Regions from separate parts of the Homo sapiens genome. Here region 1 is linked to region 2. Evidence: chromatin loops called from intact Hi-C (ENCODE). Cell type or tissue: thyroid gland. All regions are shown on one strand. Links, peaks and the distances in the headings refer to the core of each region. The heading gives the core; the rest is flanking DNA. Region 1 overlaps TENM4 (teneurin transmembrane protein 4). Region 2 overlaps TENM4 (teneurin transmembrane protein 4).

Region 1 (8,811 bases), core at 3,990-6,489, 80 kb after region 2:
GTCTAACTGGCCCTCCAATTAGATCTCAGAGGCATTAAGAGTTTGCTCCAAGCAAATCCCACAGTGAGGGGCTTGACAGGGAGGGATGCGGCCTCTGTGTGGCATTTTGCTAGAGGGGAGAGATCCAGCCCCTCGTGCCTCCCCTGCCTGGATCTCCTCCTCCCACCACAGTGGGGGCCATGTGAGTCCACCCTGTGGGTCTAACGCTGCAGGCCTCTAGGACCAATCCCAATCTGAGAAGAAGGACTTAGAGCAGCCCCAGCTGCTCAACCTCACATCCTTCCTACTGTTGTCTGTCTGACCCATGACTTGCCAGCTGTGCCAAATGGCTTTCTGCCTTGTCCCTGAATCCTGGCCCCACTTTCTGTGTCTGACTTCAGCAGCCTAGTGCCCTGGCACCAAAGGACTCAAACCTTGCCCTCTTTTGACAGGCTCCCATCCCTGCCACATCTGGGTCTGGAGCTCCATCCCTGCTGTACCTGGGCATGATAACCTAGTGACACACGGGACGTCCACATCCAGATGCCTCTGGGAGCCCCTTCACCATGGCTGTCTTCCTGTCAGCCCCTCCTCCCTCATCCTTTGAATTATTATTTCCATTACAGGCCAGCTGTGTATTGCTGTGCACCTCAGCTCCAGCCTATTGAGCTGAACTTTGTGCAGACTCCCTTAGCTGCGTTTCTGCCTGGCATCAGCCCCTTCCCCATGAAGTGGGTCTGATCATGGTTCATTCTGGTTTCCCCTTTCCTGGTGAAGCAGGACCTGCCCTGTCCCTGACAGAAGGCGAGACACATGGTCATGAAATGAACTTGTCTGCTGAGAGACTGTGGCTAGAGTCACATTTTAGCAGAGCTGCCTTGTATTTTTCTAACAGCACAAACCATCACCTGAAAAGTCTTCTTTGAAACAAGCTTCTGGCCACACAGCATAGAAAACAGCCTATCTGAACATGCACCACATATCCCATGTCCCCAGGCACAACGACGGTATTTCTGAGCCATGTCCCCAGACATGACCAACCCACTTAGCTGGGACAAGGGCCTTGCTCCCTGCTGGCCAGACTGTCTCAGTCCTGCTTCTCCCTCACCATAGTCGATGGGCTCAGTTCCCTGGAAGCATAGTATGGTGGACAAGTCAAGGGCTCTGGTCTTGTGTACACTTTTATCAGCCAGCAGAAAATATTCCAGAAGATTCCTATGGGAGAGGACTCAGCCTGAAGCATCAGCATTGAGCAGCCAGGCTGCCCACAGCCTTGACAGATTGATTCTGCAGCCTGGGAGCTCACGCTCCCTTGGTGTCTGAAGGAGCTCAACAGCCATGCTTAGCTAGGAGGCCACAGAACAGTGGTTTCTGGGCTCTGCGGGAAGCACAGCCTCAGGTCCCTGAAGACACTAGTAAGTGCTGGGCCATCTTGCTGTTAGATGGCCCCAGGTGGTGTCACGGCACCATGGCGGAGCTGGTGGTACCCCCTCCTCAAGGAGTGATGGAAGGGATGCCCCACCTTCAGATATCACTGACCTCACCTGTACATGAGGAACGTGGACTCAGTCACTCAGAAGACCCCTGTAACTTAAAAGGTAAACTCCTCCCTCCTGTCAATCTGAAGGAGACTATGGAGCCTGTAACCCCAGCTACTGGGGAGGCTGAGGCAGAAAAATCTCTTGAACCCTGGAGGTAGAGGTTGCAGTGAGCCAAGATCATGCCACTGCACTCCAGCTGGGGCGACAGAGCAAGACCCTGTCTCAAAAAAATAAAAAAAGGGACTAGATCAAGTTTTACTGGTTTGGGCATAAGGCTATTGGAAAATATACATGGTAAATATAGGATGAGCTTTGAAATAAGTTATAAAGATTGAAGCACAATGAGAAGTTGGCTTTGGGGTATAATAATAAATAGCATATTCAAGTTTATTTTGTATACAAAAAAGTCACATACACACTATCATAGTCCCAAGGTAGATACCGAAGGTGGGCCATGAGAACAGGAAGAAAATTTTAGGGGCTCTATCTATACAGTGTTTCTTTTATCTTAAGAAATAAGAAAGCAAGACTGGTTTATTTCTATAGAATGTTGGATTCTCACCGATTTGTTCCTTTGGTCTCTGTGTTACTTGGTTACATGTCTGGACCAGCACATGAGGCATTCTGAGGGAGATCAAGATCTACTCCACAGAAAGAGGGACAGTGGACGGGCACAGTGGCTCATGCCTGTAATCCTACCACTTTGAGAGGCCAAGGCAGGTGGGTCACTTGAGGCCAGGAGTTTCAAGACCAGCCTGGCCAACATGGCAAAACCCTGTCTCTACTAAAAATACAAAAAATTAGCTGGGCCATGGTGGTGCACACCTTTAATCCCAGCTACTCAGGAGGCTGAGGCACAAGAATCGCTTGAACCCAGTAGGTGGAGGTTCCAGTGAGCCGAGATCACGCCACTGTACTCCAGCCTGGACAACAGAGTCAGACTTTGTCTCAAAAAAAAAAAAAAAAAGAAAAAGAAAAAAAAGAAAGAGGGACAGTGGACCCACACTGGTTTGTTGTGTATTATTGTGTATTATGATGTAATAGTATATTACATCATAATTGTTTGTATGCGTGTCTGTCTGTGTATCTGTATAAAATCTAGTGTTAACCAAACTTACTCATAAAATGGTAAAGTGGCTTTAAAGGTTTCTTGCAAGGTAAATACAAATGGAAGATAATACTAATAGTGCGAGTACAAGCAAACAAAATGGCAGAGCTGATACTTCTTCTACTCCTAATATTAAATACTTTCCTCAACCTCGCTATGAGGTTAGAAATGATTATTTTCATAAGACTGAACAAAAAGTTAACTAAGAGATTCAAAATGATCAACAATCTTAGCAGAGTTCACTTAAAGAGTCAAAATTATCAAGCAGGCTATTTGAAATATGAATACTCATCAAACCTTGCACCAAATGTATGTTACCCTTCCCAAGGTGAACCAGCGATGGTAGCACATGTGTGCGATTTATAAATGAATGCAAGTACATTGAAGGAGCCTGCTCAAAAATGTTTACAGAAAGGGCGTGCAATCAAAAATGGTTCCAGAACCCGGCTCTAATTATGTGAACCCTGAATTGTGAAGCCAAGACAAATTGGGATTCTCAATTATTTCAGTACGTGTCGGTCAGACTGCAAGTATCTTAAGAGGTGGAGTGACTCTCCCAAGTTCTCATGGCGAATCCTGCATTTGATTCAGTCCTGGCTCCCCACAAGTCTGCAAGAATGGGCAAGTCCATTCCCTGTCTGAACTTTATTTTCTCACCTTTACCAAAAGAAGTTTGAAAGAGGTGATCAGGAAGGGTTCTTCTGACTCGAATGTTTCATAATCAGGGGTTTCCCAAGAATACGTATATAGGCAGAAGATGTTGGGCTGGAAAAGCTGGTTCAAGAAACTGAGGTAGAGCGTCAGATGGAAAACTAGGAAGAGAGAGCTACAGATCAGCCTGGTGGCTGGGCTTGAAAGATGGTCTTGGGAGCTGCAGAGAGGACAATGTCAGGCTGTGACTGGAAACACCTTCAGTGGCAGTAATTTAACAGGCTCTGAAGTGAGGCTTCTCATTTGGGCCCAGGTAATGTTCTTACAAGACTTCAGGTAAATTGTAGTAGATGCTGGAAAGATCCCCATTCAATCAGCAGAAGTTAGCAGAAAACAGTTTAAGGATTTACACAAGTCAGGCAAAAAAACCTGTTTAAAATACACAATGCAAAGGAGTGATTTACATAATCAATAATGGCATAGACTAGCAAATACTTTAAAGGAGAGAAAGGCTAGATTTATCATTTGCCACCTAGATCCCAAATGATATTCCCGTCTCCTGAATACCAAAGTAGCTGCTTTCACTTAATAACAAAATAACACACACACAAAATAATAAAAGCTGCAGTTTTTCTCCCTTTGCCTTCCTTTATCTGCTTGTATAATATACATTGAATAATCAATCTAACTTTGTTTCTGGCATTCTTTTTCAAAGTTTTTCAGATCACAGGTGGTACAGATGAGGAGGGTATAGAATCAAAGGGTCAGGGCTAGGCTGAGGCAAGTGAGTCTTCCAGGGGAAGGTACCCAAGCCTTGAGGGAGAGTGCGGGCTGGCCTCTTGAAAGGGCACAACCCTTCCAGCCCTAGGTTCTCTAACCATATCCCTGTCAAGGTCAAGTAGCTCAAAGTTCTCTAACATCGCCCTCACCTTAAGTTACAGAAGCACATAAGCTCTTTATTCATTGCATAAATAATTTATCAAGAACTTACTCTGTGCCCTGCATTCGAATTCCAGAGCAAACACCTGTTTTGGAGGAGGTTTTCTTTTCCCCACTCAGAAATGACCATCAACCGTGATCAATGCTGGGAATATAGCAGTAAGGGACATGTGGTTGGTCCCTGTCTTCATGGAGCTCATGTTCTGCTGGGGAAAAGATTGTCCTGGCAGAGCAACAGCACTCAGAGTTCATGAGGAGTAGCCCAGAAGGAGCAGGAGTGGTGTATACTGCTTGGTGAATGCCCTAGGAGAGGTGGAAGTTTCCAGATAGAGGGAACAATTTAGTGATAAGTATAAGTATTGCATGAGCTCCATTAAGATTCTGAAGCCACGTGCAGTAGGGCTGCTTTAGCTGGATTGGGTAGTATGAGATTAAAACAGTTATAAATTCTTAAACATATGTTGAATTCTATTTTATACCAGGTTGGGAAAAACTTCAGCCTGCATTTGACAGATGAGAGAATGGAGGTTCAGAGAGGTCAGATGACTCCAAAATCATACAGTTAGTTCCCAGAGTCAGAACTGGGAACTATGACTCCCAGCCTAGTGCTCTTGCCACCACAGCCCTACAACTTTTCCCTGAGCAACAGTTGAGGTTGGCTTTTTATTTGCTTGATTTTGTTTTGGAGTGGTTTTGTCTCTCCAGCAGATTCTTCTGTTGATCCCAAACCTTGTCACTCTCTTCAGGAAGCAGTCAGGCAGATCTTTTCCCTTGTTGGCGTCGGCAAGGGCACCTCAGTCAGGCCCTGAGTGTGTGGTTGGACTCATGCCAGTATGTTTGACACCACCCTTGGCTTGGCACAAGCGCTCCCTCCTGGCAGAGTTCACCTAGCCTAACTGCTTGTTTTATATCCCAGCTGCCTGACATATGCCAAACCCAAGTGTTGACTCACTGGTGTCAGAGAAAACTACACGGGGGCATTTCACGTTGGCTTTAGTGAGCTCTAGCAAGTAAGTGGAGATCGTAATTCATACATTTCTGGAACTCAGCACCTAACACAGAGCCTGGCTCATAGTAGGCGCCTGATTTTTTGTGAAATTAAAGGAATTTTAGTGACTGCAGGTACATAACACAGTAGTAAGATTAAGGCCTCAGAAGTAAGAAGACCTAGCTTTAGTGTCAGCTCAGCCAAGTGAATTCATTTCTGGGTGACCTCGAGCAAGTCTTTTTCTCTCTTTCAGTTACTTGATTGTTTTTCACTTAACAAACACTCTGAGAGCAGCATCCCGTGCTTATCCTCTCTGGAGATGTGGTCCAGCCCTCCTCTGGCTCACACGTAAACATGTGAGATGGCTATATAATGCAAATGATATAAACATACGACCATCAAATACTAGAGAGATACTTATAAGGTGTATAAAAGCCCAAAGGAGGGGGTGATTCATTGTGTCAGGAAAAGTTGATGACAACCTTACTGAGGTGGTGACAGCTTAGATGAGACTCTAAGGACGAGTAGAAAATAACAGTCCAAAACTCCATTACACCAAGACAGTGACCATGAGGAAGCAAATCATGTCAAATAGAGGACTGGTAATAGAGGATCATATGAGCTAGCTGGGAAGCCAAGTCGGTGACAGTGATTTGCTCCCACGTTAATGGTTTTTCACTAAGGCAGTTAAGGCAGTCTTCCACTGCGGAGTTCTACGTTCAAAGCAGCAACTATTTCTTAGCCACATCTCCAGCCCTGAGCGAGTGCCCAACCCTCAGTGTAGGGTCAGTGTTCCAGTGGCATGCAGAAGCCAGCTTGAACCAGTTCGCAAGAACTGATTATTAAATGTTCAGAAATTCTGCAAGCTGGTTGTTAAACACAGCCATTATTAAAAATTAAATTATATAAAATTAAATAAGGTACATTAAAAACAAAGGTAATAAATACTCAAAACTTACTACTTTCTAATTATTTTGCCATGTTTGATGTTACGTTTGCTCTTGAGGTTACTCAGGACCATCGCGTCTCCACGGTGGCAGTACCGCATAATGGCATCCTCCTGTGTGTCTCTTCCCACCTCTGTGTTCAGTGGCATCTCATTGGTAGCTTGAAAACAGCCATGATGAGAGTATTTACACCACAGAAATGAGCAAACGCTGCAACTGAAGCTGGTTTTCTTTTTGTTTCTTTTTTTTTTCAAAAGTCGGTCATTAAACATTTGCCAGCACCCCACTGATAGTATCCATTAAATAAATGGATGCAGAAAGCAAGCATTGGGAAGCCCAGCACTCACATCTTTTCAAACCTCCCAGGACAAATGCATGTGGCACAAGACACAATTCAGAGGCCCCCACCAAGCTGACTTCCCATCTCCTTTGTTCCAGGGAAGGCTTTATGTTAATCTGGGCTTTCCAGACAAGTGAAAATCATGAAAACAGAACAGGGATGGAAGTGTTTTTCTCCAGGATTTAATTCCTGAGCCAAATGCCTGTGTTGGCAAGAGGCCTCTATGGCCTATCGGCGTCCAGGGAGTCAACCTAATCTTCCCCAGAATCCAAAAGCAATCCACGGGAGCCCAGGCTAAACTTGCATCTGCTCTGGCTTGCCAAGTTGGAGGCTACATGGTAGCCAAATGGTGCCGATTCAATGTTTCCCAATTATCAGGAAATCCCCAAAGAGAGATCAATCAGAGGAGGCTGGCCTGCATGTGTATTAGGGGCAGCAGCCAGGACAGCCCCAGAAAGGAAGCCATCCCCCCAGGACTGGTTTCTGTCCAGGCAGAATCCAGAGGCACATATGTCTGGAGAAGGCTGGCTGGTGGCCAGCGTCAGGAGATGAGATCTGTCAGTAATTCTCTGGAAGGACAGAGTTCCAGCAATACGAAATTCAATTGTCCTCCATTAAAGAAAACATCTCTCAGCACCAGCTGAATACAATCGGTGGAATAAATCTTCCCCATTAGCGGAGAGATAATTTCACATAAATACATTGGAAGACCTTCAGAGCAGAATTGAAAGTCTTTGCTGAGCCTCACCCGCTTAACTTGTTTGCCGTGTAATTGCATTTAGACCAAGGGCCTCGGAAGGAAACCACTGACTGAATTAGCATTAACCAGATTGTGTGGAGTGAGGTGAGGAGGGTGGGGTGGGGTGGGGAGTCTGGTGCATTGTGGGTAGTTGTTCTTGCCTTCAGAAAGGACAAGCTGACACTAGTGAGACCAGCTGCTTCACAAGCCTGGTGTTAATTGCTTTTCTCGTCCAACAGAGAAAAGTTTATCACTCTAGGAAGGTAGAGGTGTGGGTACTTCATACGGCAGTTACTGAATTTGAGATCTTTTTTTAATGAATGCCCATGGGCCTCGTCAGTAGCTCTTCCCTAGGCCAGAAGAAAAAGCCTTCTCACCTGAGGTGAATAGAGAAGGTTATGTGGTGCGCAGCACCTGCGTTTTTGACTCAGCTGTCTTTCAGCGAGGGCTTTCTCCCCAATGTGCGGATCCTTGAGGACATTGCACCAGCCAGTGCCTTCATTTCCACCCACGGCCAGTGGCAAGTGACTGGTTAGAGTGGGACCTGGAGTGGTGAGGCCCAGGTTCAAGTCCTGCCTCTATCACCTGCTTTCTATGGAGCTTCGGGCACATAATATAACCTCTCTGGAAACCAGTTTCCTCTTCCATACAATGAGAAAGTTCCACTAACTTAGGGATCTTCCAACTGACTTCTGCAGACACGGAAACTCCACAGAGTTGCCTTCAAAATCACCCCAAGGGAGAGGAGGCCTCCATCCCGACTTCATCCAGCGTAGATCTTTTCATTCGTTTTCCACTTTGGAGTCCTTATAAAATGTCATCTACCCTAACGTTTCTGTTTCTGAATGTTTAAAAAGCCACCATTCTAGATGATCTCTAGTTGTCCCATTTATTTGCTCAACCACCATGTTTTCAGTGGCAACCTAGCATTTGTTAGACATAGTTCAGGCACTGTGAGGAGAAAGAAAGAAATCTTGACCTACCCTCAAAGAGCTCAGGATCTAGTGGAAGGGAGGAGTGTGTATGGTTTGGTAGAGTATCAAGGTGTCTGCATCAGGTTTTGTGGGAGAGAGGAACTAGTTCTGATTAGGGACATCAAGAAAGGCTTCAAGGAAGAGGTGTCATTAATAGTTGGCTCTTCAAGGGTGAAATAGTTGGGAGAGGAGTGCAGGAATGACATTTTAGGCAGATGGAAGAACATTGCACAGACAGAGGCACTAAGCAACATTTGCCTGGCAAGTTTGGGAAAAGCAGGTAATTTCTTGTCCAAAATATAGAGTAAGAGTGGGAGGAGGGATATTGGGAGAGGTGTCAGGTTCCAAAACTCACTCTGAGAGCATGCTAGCATCTGTCCTTCTCCTGTCTCGAATGTCAGATGAAAGGAAGTACCTTCTCTCCTGCTCACTTTTTTGTATGTTCACTTCCAATGAGACTGTTAATAACAGTAATAGCCATTGTCATTTGTGGAGCTTACCCTATACCAGGATGAAAAAAAAAAGCCTCAAAGAACTGGCACATGCCTACTGAAGTTCAGAGAGCTAGGAAGTGGCAGAGCCAAGATTAGACCCCAGATCATTGA
Region 2 (8,811 bases), core at 3,583-6,082:
TTCGAGACCAGCCTGACCAACATGGAAAAACCCCATCTCTACTAAAAATACAAAATTAACCAGGCATGGTGGTGCATGCCTGCATTCCCAGCTGCTCAGAAGGCTGAGGCAGGAGAATTGCTTGAACCCGGGAGGCGGAGGTTTCAGTGAGCCAAGATTGCACGATTGCATTCCAGCCTGGCCAACAAGAGCAAAACTCCATCAAATAAATAAATAAATAAATAAATAAATAAATAAATAGGCTTTGAAGGATGGATAGGACTTGGACAAGCGGATAAGTGGGAAAAGAGGATTTTCAGGTAAAGTTATGAGCAGTGGGCTCAGTCAGGGAGGCTGAAAAGGGAGTGTGGGTTCAGGTGGGGAGTAATTTGGCAGCAGCACAAAGAGGGCATGAGAAAGACCTTACTTGAAAAGGGCAATTGGATCCTTAAACTCCTGGTTCAGAAATTTGGGCTTTCTCCTCTCCAGTGTTTTCTAAAGTATAGTTCCCAAGATTATTTTAGATTATACATAGACAGACTCTATTTCAAAAATTATGTATTTATTTTAGTAAACTGGAAAAATATAGTTAGATATAGCAAATCATTATTTCATAGTGATATTGAATTTCTATGTTAAATAAAGTTAAGAAAATAAATGAATTGAAAAATGCTAAGTGAGTAATAGGACAGATGGTATGTGAATATGGCAACAGCATAAAAGCAGTACCCAAATAAGTGACTTTTAGAAAACACTGCTCCAGGCCTGGGTGGTATACTCGGATGCCTAGAAACCAGGCAGGTGACATTAGTGCAGGAAGCTACAGAGATGGCCTGTGGCTGATCATAGGGTCTGGGCCTGCCCTAAATGAGAAGAGATTATTCCCATGTTGGATCTTCCAATTTAAAAACTTTTTTTTTGTATTTAACAAGTTCTAAGTATCGAAATAGATATATGAAAGCCAACATGAAGATTTTTCTTTGACCTCATTTTTAAAAAGTTCTGGCAACTAATTCAAATTTTTGAAAACACTACATAAACAGAAGTGTCCATAGGGCTCCTGTTTGTAATATCTACTCCAGATGATAAGGGACAGTAACCCTATGGAAGGCTACTGCCCCTTATCATCTGGAGTAGACATCACAAAGGGGCAGGCCTGGAGACAGAAGTCCACTTAGAATGCTGATGCAGCAGTCCAGGCCATGAGTAACATGGCCTGGATATTTCCATTTTCCAGGTACAGTCCAAGCCAACATAGAGGTTTTTACCTGTAAGTCTCTAGGTTATCTTTATATAGTTTTGTGCATTTTCATATCTGACTATGCTGACTTAAAAGGGAGGAGACCGGCCGAGCATGGTGGCTCACACCTGTAATCCCAACACTTTGGGAGGCCAAGGAGGGTGGATCACCTAAGGTCAGGAGTTCAAGACCAGCCTGACCAACATGGTGAAACACCGTCTCTATTAAATACAAAAAATTAGCCAGGCGTGGTGGCACATGCCTGTAATCCCAGCTACTTGGGAGGCTGAGGCAGGAGACTCTCTTGAACCCTGGAGGCAGAGGTTGCAGTGAGCCAACATTGTGTCACTGCACTCCAGCCTGGGCAACAAGAGCAAAACTCCGTCTCAAAAAAAAAAAAAAAAAAAAAAAAAAAAGGAGGGGGATTTGGTTTTCTATTTGGTTTGTAAGTAGTAGAGAGCTTGGTGACAAGCCTGGATAAATGATTGGAGACTAATTAGCAGCTCCCCACACCCCACTTCCTCAGAACCTGTTTCTTTTCCTGCATTGTCTGTCATCACAGAAGAATTCAACACAAAGTGATGCTCATTAGATGGAACTCTCTAGCCAGCAGCTGAGTTGAGTGTTTTACACTGATTTCTTAAGTAATTTGTCCCAGAGACAGACTTGACATGAAGTTGGCATTATGATCAGCCGGTCACTGTGTGGGAGCAGCAAAAATGATTATTCTGGATCTGGCTCTTACTCTTACTTGACCTCCATCTTGCCCAGAACTGCTTTGCATTTCAAAAGCCTGTATATTCTTTAAGAGCTATTCAAATACTACCTCCTGGAGGACCAAGCCCTCCTCTTTGGAACTGGTCCACAAGCTCTTTTGCATTCTTGGGTAGTTTAGATCTTTCTGCCCCCTCTGGCTTGTTTTTTACAGACTTGTGTGTAAAGTCTGTCTTTCTTCCAGACGAGCGGTTCTCAAAGCCCCAGCCCAAGGATATTATCATCACCAGAGACCCTACCCCAGACCTATTAAATTGGAAACTCTGGTGGGTAGGGCCCAGCAATCCATGTTTTAACAAGCTTTCAGATGGCTGACAAGGATAAAGTTTGAAAATCACAGAGCTTATACAGGAGTAAACTAATATTTCCTGAGTATCTTTTATGTACCAGGTGCATATATATGGTGGTTTTATTTTTCACAACTGTGTAAGGCAAATAGTTTTCTCATTTCACTAATAAGTAAACTGAGACTCAGATACAGTGACTTCTCCAAATCACACCCTCAGAAGTCACACGGTTGGAATTCAGACCTAGACCGGTGTAGTGACTCTAAAGGCTAAAGCCTTCCCAGTGCTCCTCGAGAATAAGGACTATGCTTTGGATCCTCCCTCCTGACAGCTTTAACACAGTGGAGTCAATAGAGACTTGATCAACAAATCAATATTTTTGTCCAAGTGTGATACATTTGCGAGTGGCTGGAGCAGCATTTTGATTTTTGAATACTGGTAGGCATGTTTGAAAACCAGAGTTTCAGTTAACAAAGCCAAAATAGATACCAGTTGGAATGTACTGGCCCTGGCAGCATCCTCTGCAGTAGTCCTGACTCTATAATTGACTAATCTACAGGCAAAAGGAATGGGATCAGCATGTGATATAGTTTAGATGTGTGTCCCCATCCAAATTTCATATTGAAATGTAATCCCCTGGTGGCCCACGCCTGTAATCCTAACACTTTGGGAGGCCAAGGTGGGTGGATTGCCTGAGCTCAGGAGTTCGAGACTAGCCTGGGCAACATTGGTGAAACCCCATCTCTACTAAAAATACAAAAAATTAGTCGGACGTGGTGGTGTGCGCCTGTAGTCCCAGCTACTTGGGAGGCTGAGGCAGGAGAATTGCTTGAAACCGGGAGGCGGAGGTTGCAGTGAGCCGAGATCGTGCCACTGCACTCCAGCCTGGGCAACAGAGCAAGACTCCACCTCCAAAAAAAAAAAAAAAGAAAGAAAGAAATGCAATCCCCAATGTAGGGGGTGATTAGATCATGGGAGGAGATTTCTGAAAAGGGAGTGTGTACTATCCCCCTCGGTACTGTCCTCATGATAGTGAGTTCTCCCGAGATCTGGTCATTTTAAAGGGTGTAGCACCTACCCCCACTCGCTTTTGTGCTCTTGCTCCATGTGATATGCAGGCTCCCACTTCACCTTCCACCATGCCTCTAAGCTTCCAGTGGTCTCCCCAGAAGCAGATGCCGGTGTTATGCTTCCTGTACAGCCTGCAGAACCATGAGCCGTTTAAGCCTCTTTTCTTATAAATTACCCAGTCTCCAGTATTTCTTTATAGCAACATGAGGACAGACTAATACAGCATGCTTTTATTTTTTTAACCGGATTGGCAGTTGTGGTATGGTAGAAGAATCCCTAGGTTAGGTAGGAGTAGAAATCCAGATTTTGATACTGGCCCTGTCACTTATTAGCGGCATCAACTTAGGCAAGTATCTGTGCCTTCATGTTCTCATCTACGAAATGGGAAAGAACACTTTCCCTTCCTACATACGGAACTGTTGTAGGAATGAAATAAAACTGTATGTGGAAATACTTGAAAAACAAAAAGTTCTGCACTTATCAGCTATTATCAAAGCCTCCAAGCTATGAAGTAGATCCTGGTGACGTGCCAAGGTAAATTAGTTTTTTCCGTTGCAAGGGGCAAAACACAAGCAATCTCAAGGAAAAGCTGATGTGGCAATGAAGTCGTTTCTAAAACATTCCTATTGCTGGGGACGAAAATAGGCACCGAGAAGCTTCTAGGAATCCGGGCAGCTCAGGGGCCTTTCATTCATTCATTCTCTTCCTTCATGGGCTTCACTGCTGGTCTTGCTGCAGTGTTCCCGCCTCTTTCCAGGCTTCAGCTCCATTCATGAGCTTTCTCTCCTCACTCAGGACTGCTTCCTCTTCACTTTGGTTCCACCTTGACCTTAAGGACCTCACCAGCCCGTCTCTTCCTATCACACCCCTTGGCTCCTGCTCCTGAATGCTAAGTTCCCTGGGTACATTTTAGTTCAAATACTAGAGAACGGGCTCTTATTGGCCCGGAACCTCTGCCCAGTGGGCTGTGTCACAGAGCACCGTTCAGCCTGTGCCTGAGCTTGGCTTGGGTCAGGTGCTCAGCCGGGTCCAATCAGCTGTGGGCAGTGGGAACGGGGCGAGGTGTTGTCTCTTGCACCTGGGCCACCGCTGGGCAGGCGCTGAGGCCGGGGCATTGCACTGGAGCTGCTGTGGGTTAAGGGTGGAGGGAAGACGAGGCATTTCCCGGGAGCGCTCGCCTCTCCTCAGAAGGGCCTAGTGCTCTTGAAGAGCGCGGCACTTGGCTGTCTCCCCAGTACTTGGTGTGTGTCTCAGTGATCTCTCTGGCACGTGCTCACGGGGCACCGCTGGGAGACGCAGCAGAACAAGAGCCCAGAGTGTGGCACTGGCATCCGAGAGCGCTGCTGCCAACAGCCAGGAAGGAGGCTAACCTCGGGGCCGCTTGAGGCTCCCATCAAGGGATGGATGATAATGCGATACTGTTATCTCAGGAACCGCAGGGAGGGTTAAAAAGTTAAGGTAGCTCCTGAAATGAGCAAACGTCTCCCCCTCTGCCCTCTGCCCGGCCACGAACATGATGACTTCTTCTTAATTTTAACTTACAGTTTGTATTGGTTGAAGTAATAAAATGTAAATCAGCCCTTAGTTCCTATTTCTTGTCTATTGTTTTTCTTTTTTTAAAAAAAAAATTTTATCTTAAGTTCCAGGGTACATGTGCATGACGTGCAGGTTTGTTACATAGGTAAACGTGTGCCATGGTGGTTTGCTGCGCCTATCAACCTGTCATCTAGATATTAAGCCCCACATGCCTTAACTATTTATCCTGATACTCTCCCTCTACCCACCCCACAACAGGCCCCAGTGTGTGTTGTTCACGTTCCTGTATCCATGTGTTCTCATGGAACATGACGATTCTTTTCTCAGCTTTTTCATCTATATGTATCATTTTCTAAGTCCTGACAATTCAGGTTGATTCATCAGATCACAGGAGGTTAGACCTGACCAATCACTAAAGCCATCCACTTCACTGGAACACTTCCTGAGCTAGAGTGGATTCTTAGTAAATATTTACTGAATAAATTTTATAAATTTTGTAGATGAAAAGAAAGGCCCTGAGGAGGAAAGAATTTGATCAGTGTCACTTAACAAGTGGATGGCAGGAGTAGGACTAGAACCCAAGTTTCTTGAGACAGTCCAAGCAAGTTCCTTTACACCATGACTCACAGAGTCATAAGATTTCAGGCTTGGAAGATGTCATACGCTTCATCTTTAATACCCCCTGCAGTATCCCCACTAGTCATTAATTTGCTCTCTCCTTGAATACATCCAGCGACTGAAAATATATGACTTTGTAGATCACCTAGGTCATTCGTTTTAGTCATTCAGCTAACAAACATTCATTACCTGCTTTGAGTCAGATATTATTTGCCAGAGATCCAGAGATGAATAACACATTTCCTGCCTTCAAGAAGTTTACAATATTTGGGCAGATACATACATGTAAACAGAACGTAACCCAATGTAGTAAGTAGTATTCAGCTCTGACTCTTAGAAAGTGAGTAAGTTGATTCTTCTTTTGAACCAAGTCTGTTTCCCAAGGACTATAGTCCTTATTCACTGGACCCTGGTCAACCTATTAGGGCCACAAAACAAAGTCCTTATTTCACCTGATTACGTTTCAGATATTTTTAAACAGATGTCATAACCCCCTTAGTAAGCTGAATTTTCAATTCCTTCAAGAATTCTTTATTTGAAATGTGGTTTCAAGTTCTTTAATCTTTCTGGTTGTTCTTCAGTGAACACGTTCTAGCTTAACTCATCAGTGTCTTAAACGTGGCTCCCAGATGTGAACTGCTGAACTCCAAATATGGTCTGAGAGTACAATGTGGAATTCAGCTTCGTATCACTGTTTATTCTAGGCATTGTAATAAAAAAATAGAGGCAAAGGAAACAGTATGTTTCTTGGCCACCAAACGCCTCTGGAACCTGATTATTGTGGCATCCCCACTTCTCTGACCTCTTTCCTCTATTTTCCCCTTGTATTCCTGCTTTGTTTATCAATACAATAAATATTATTGAGTTCTTGGTTTGTGTTTAGCAATCACAAGACTCTTTGGAGAACCAGACATAATGGCTGTGTTGAAGGAGTTCACAGTCTTATTGGTAAAATTTGGTTTGTCCCCAAAGAAATAATTAACAAATAGCCAAGACTGAATATAATAAGGAAACAATCTTTCTCCTAGACCTTTCCTTAGAGCTGGTCTTAATAGTGGTTGGTGGACTTCTGGATATGACTGAAAACAGATCTTCCAATTCAAATGTTGGCACAGAACTGGCTTCAAGCCCAGTCTGTCAGGGGCTTTGTCAAATTTTTGTCATTGCATTGACCTAGACTGTTGTAGACTGAAGGCCTTTGAATTCCATCGTCTGCAAAGAAAGCTGGGACATCCATAGGGACCGACACATCACAGGCCATGGAACAGCTTTCCAGCACCTGGCACCTGCCCAGTGCCAATCTAGAGTGCAATGGGAGAAAACTTCTTTCAGATGTTGGCAGGAGCCTGCTTGTGTTTGTGCTTCTGGGAGACAAGTTTAATTTGCTTTCACAGCGCTTTCCCCCAGGAGAAAATTTACTCAAACACCCTGCCTTCTTCACATTCAGAAGCATTGCTTGTTTGTTTTCCAGTTTTTACCATGGGGAGTTTCCATGTGTCTTGTGTGCCTATGTGTCTGTGGGTTTACCCCCCAGAAACCCACATTTCCTTGTTTGGATTCATTTGACCAAGTCAGATTGTTTTTTAATTCATAAATGGAAGACATGTGTGACCCTTCCTTAAAACCAAAATACCAGCTCTGCCAGGTCCTGGGCCAACCTCTTTACATGCACAGCATCACCCTATTTGGTCTTCAAAATAACTCTCTGAGGTGTGTGTTACTGTTCACCCCATTTCACAAATGAGGAAAGTAATGTATAGAGATGGCTTGTCCAAAGGCATCTAGCTAGTAAGGGTTCCAGAGCCCATACTCTGGTCCAGGCCAAATGCTGCAAACTTTGGCTGCATATAGGACAGGTTCACCTACCAGATTTTCCCCTATCAGCTGTGTGACCTTGAGAAGGTGACTTCATCTCCCATTCTCTATCTAAGACTGTAAAATGGTGACATAAGTACCTATGTCTCATAATTCTTATGAAGATTAAGTTAGAATATATGATTTGCTTTTCGCAGTTCCATTTCAGGGAATGAGAGGGTCTCTGTTGGACTCTTCCTTCAACCTTGAGTTGCTGTAGAATTAAATCCCAGCTATGCTATCTAGTTTCCATTTCTTCTTTTTGGTTGCTAATAATAAATCCAGCCCTTCTATTTCAGGAGCAAAGGGGATGAAATAGGTGTAACCTGAAGTATAAATGTCACCAGCTGCAGTCAAAGTGATATATCCAGGTGGCCATCCTGGAGTTCAAGCTCCTTCTTGCCTGTAGCATTATCATCCATCCTCCTCTGGGGAAGCCAGGAGGAGTCAGAAGGTAGATCTCTGGCAATGGGTATACCTTGGTACTTCAACCAGGTGTTCCCAAAGAGTTCCTGACAACCACTTTTATAATTTAAGGAGACAACAAAAACAGAAGGAGATATTAGTAGTAAATGCAGGCTTCTATTAGCCTGGACATATCACAAGGGAACAAGACATACAGGAGCTTCTGGGAGGGAGGGATAAAGTGTGGGGTGAGCAGAAAGGAGAGAATGAGAGTGTCGAGTGGGCCTTGACCTCATTCACAAAGCTGGTTCCTTCTGTCTTTGATGCTGGAGTCCGGCATCAAGCTCGCACGTCCACAGAGGTTTGCCCACTCAGAGCAAGGCAAGAGGCAGGTATGCCCATGCCATGGTGAGCTGACAGAGGAGAAAAGCTGCCTTCCCTTTACTGATATTACTGCCCCTGTGAGACAGTTAAGGAGGCAATTGGGCTGTCCAGGTAGTCCTCCTAATAGGATTTTCTTCTGTGGTCTCTCCTTGTTTCCTACAAAATGAGGCTTCAGGATTTTAGAAAGGAAAACCAGAAGGATGCAAATGAGGGCAGACTTTCCTCAACATCAACCCTGGACTCAGGAGAACTTAGTTATCAGCTGTGATCATCTTTCACCTTGACATAGCTGCGCTAATGATTTGTTTCTGAAAACAAATCAGGAGTAGTGAACAGTCAAAACGGGCACCGCAGTGGGTTCCCTGAGGCCTCTGTGGGTTCCTGACTCTCATGTCTCCACTGGGAAGAAGCACTGTTGTCTTTTCTTCCTTCTGCAGTTGCCCCTTTGTATTTCAAGCAACATTTTGTTCAATATCCAGAGAACACTCCCACTCACAACACATGTCCAGAGAATGAGCTAAGGAAACACTTAAACTCTGCATTCCAATACAGATGAAAGGAAAAACAAGTTCCTGAAAATCATGTATTTTTTTTTTTTTTTTACCAGGACCCACTGCTGTGATAGAAAAACAAGCTGGGGGAAAGGCCCCATTTTCCAACATG

What was found. Hi-C counts contacts between places; a loop is a spot of excess contacts. Peaks named below come from ENCODE experiments on the same cell type or tissue, not always from the same donor. Only the 100,000 strongest peaks of a DNase experiment are listed, where the experiment ranks them.
Region 1: it touches region 2 in a loop (2.2-fold over the local background); 1 of 110 quality-filtered maps calls a loop at or near these places.

What each region holds. Positions count from the first base shown.
Region 1 is chr11:78,738,904-78,747,714 of GRCh38, reverse strand. All of the region lies in intron 19 of TENM4 (teneurin transmembrane protein 4), which reads left to right. Among named protein-coding and RNA genes, the nearest start is that of NARS2, 170 kb to the right of the region's middle. In thyroid gland, for the core only: no CTCF peak of the experiment used is centred there; a DNase peak (open chromatin) is centred at 5,044; H3K27ac peaks cover 1,795 bases.
Region 2 is chr11:78,818,901-78,827,711 of GRCh38, reverse strand. All of the region lies in intron 12 of TENM4 (teneurin transmembrane protein 4), which reads left to right. Among named protein-coding and RNA genes, the nearest start is that of NARS2, 250 kb to the right of the region's middle. In thyroid gland, for the core only: no CTCF peak of the experiment used is centred there; DNase peaks (open chromatin) are centred at 3,902 and 4,571; H3K27ac peaks cover 1,588 bases.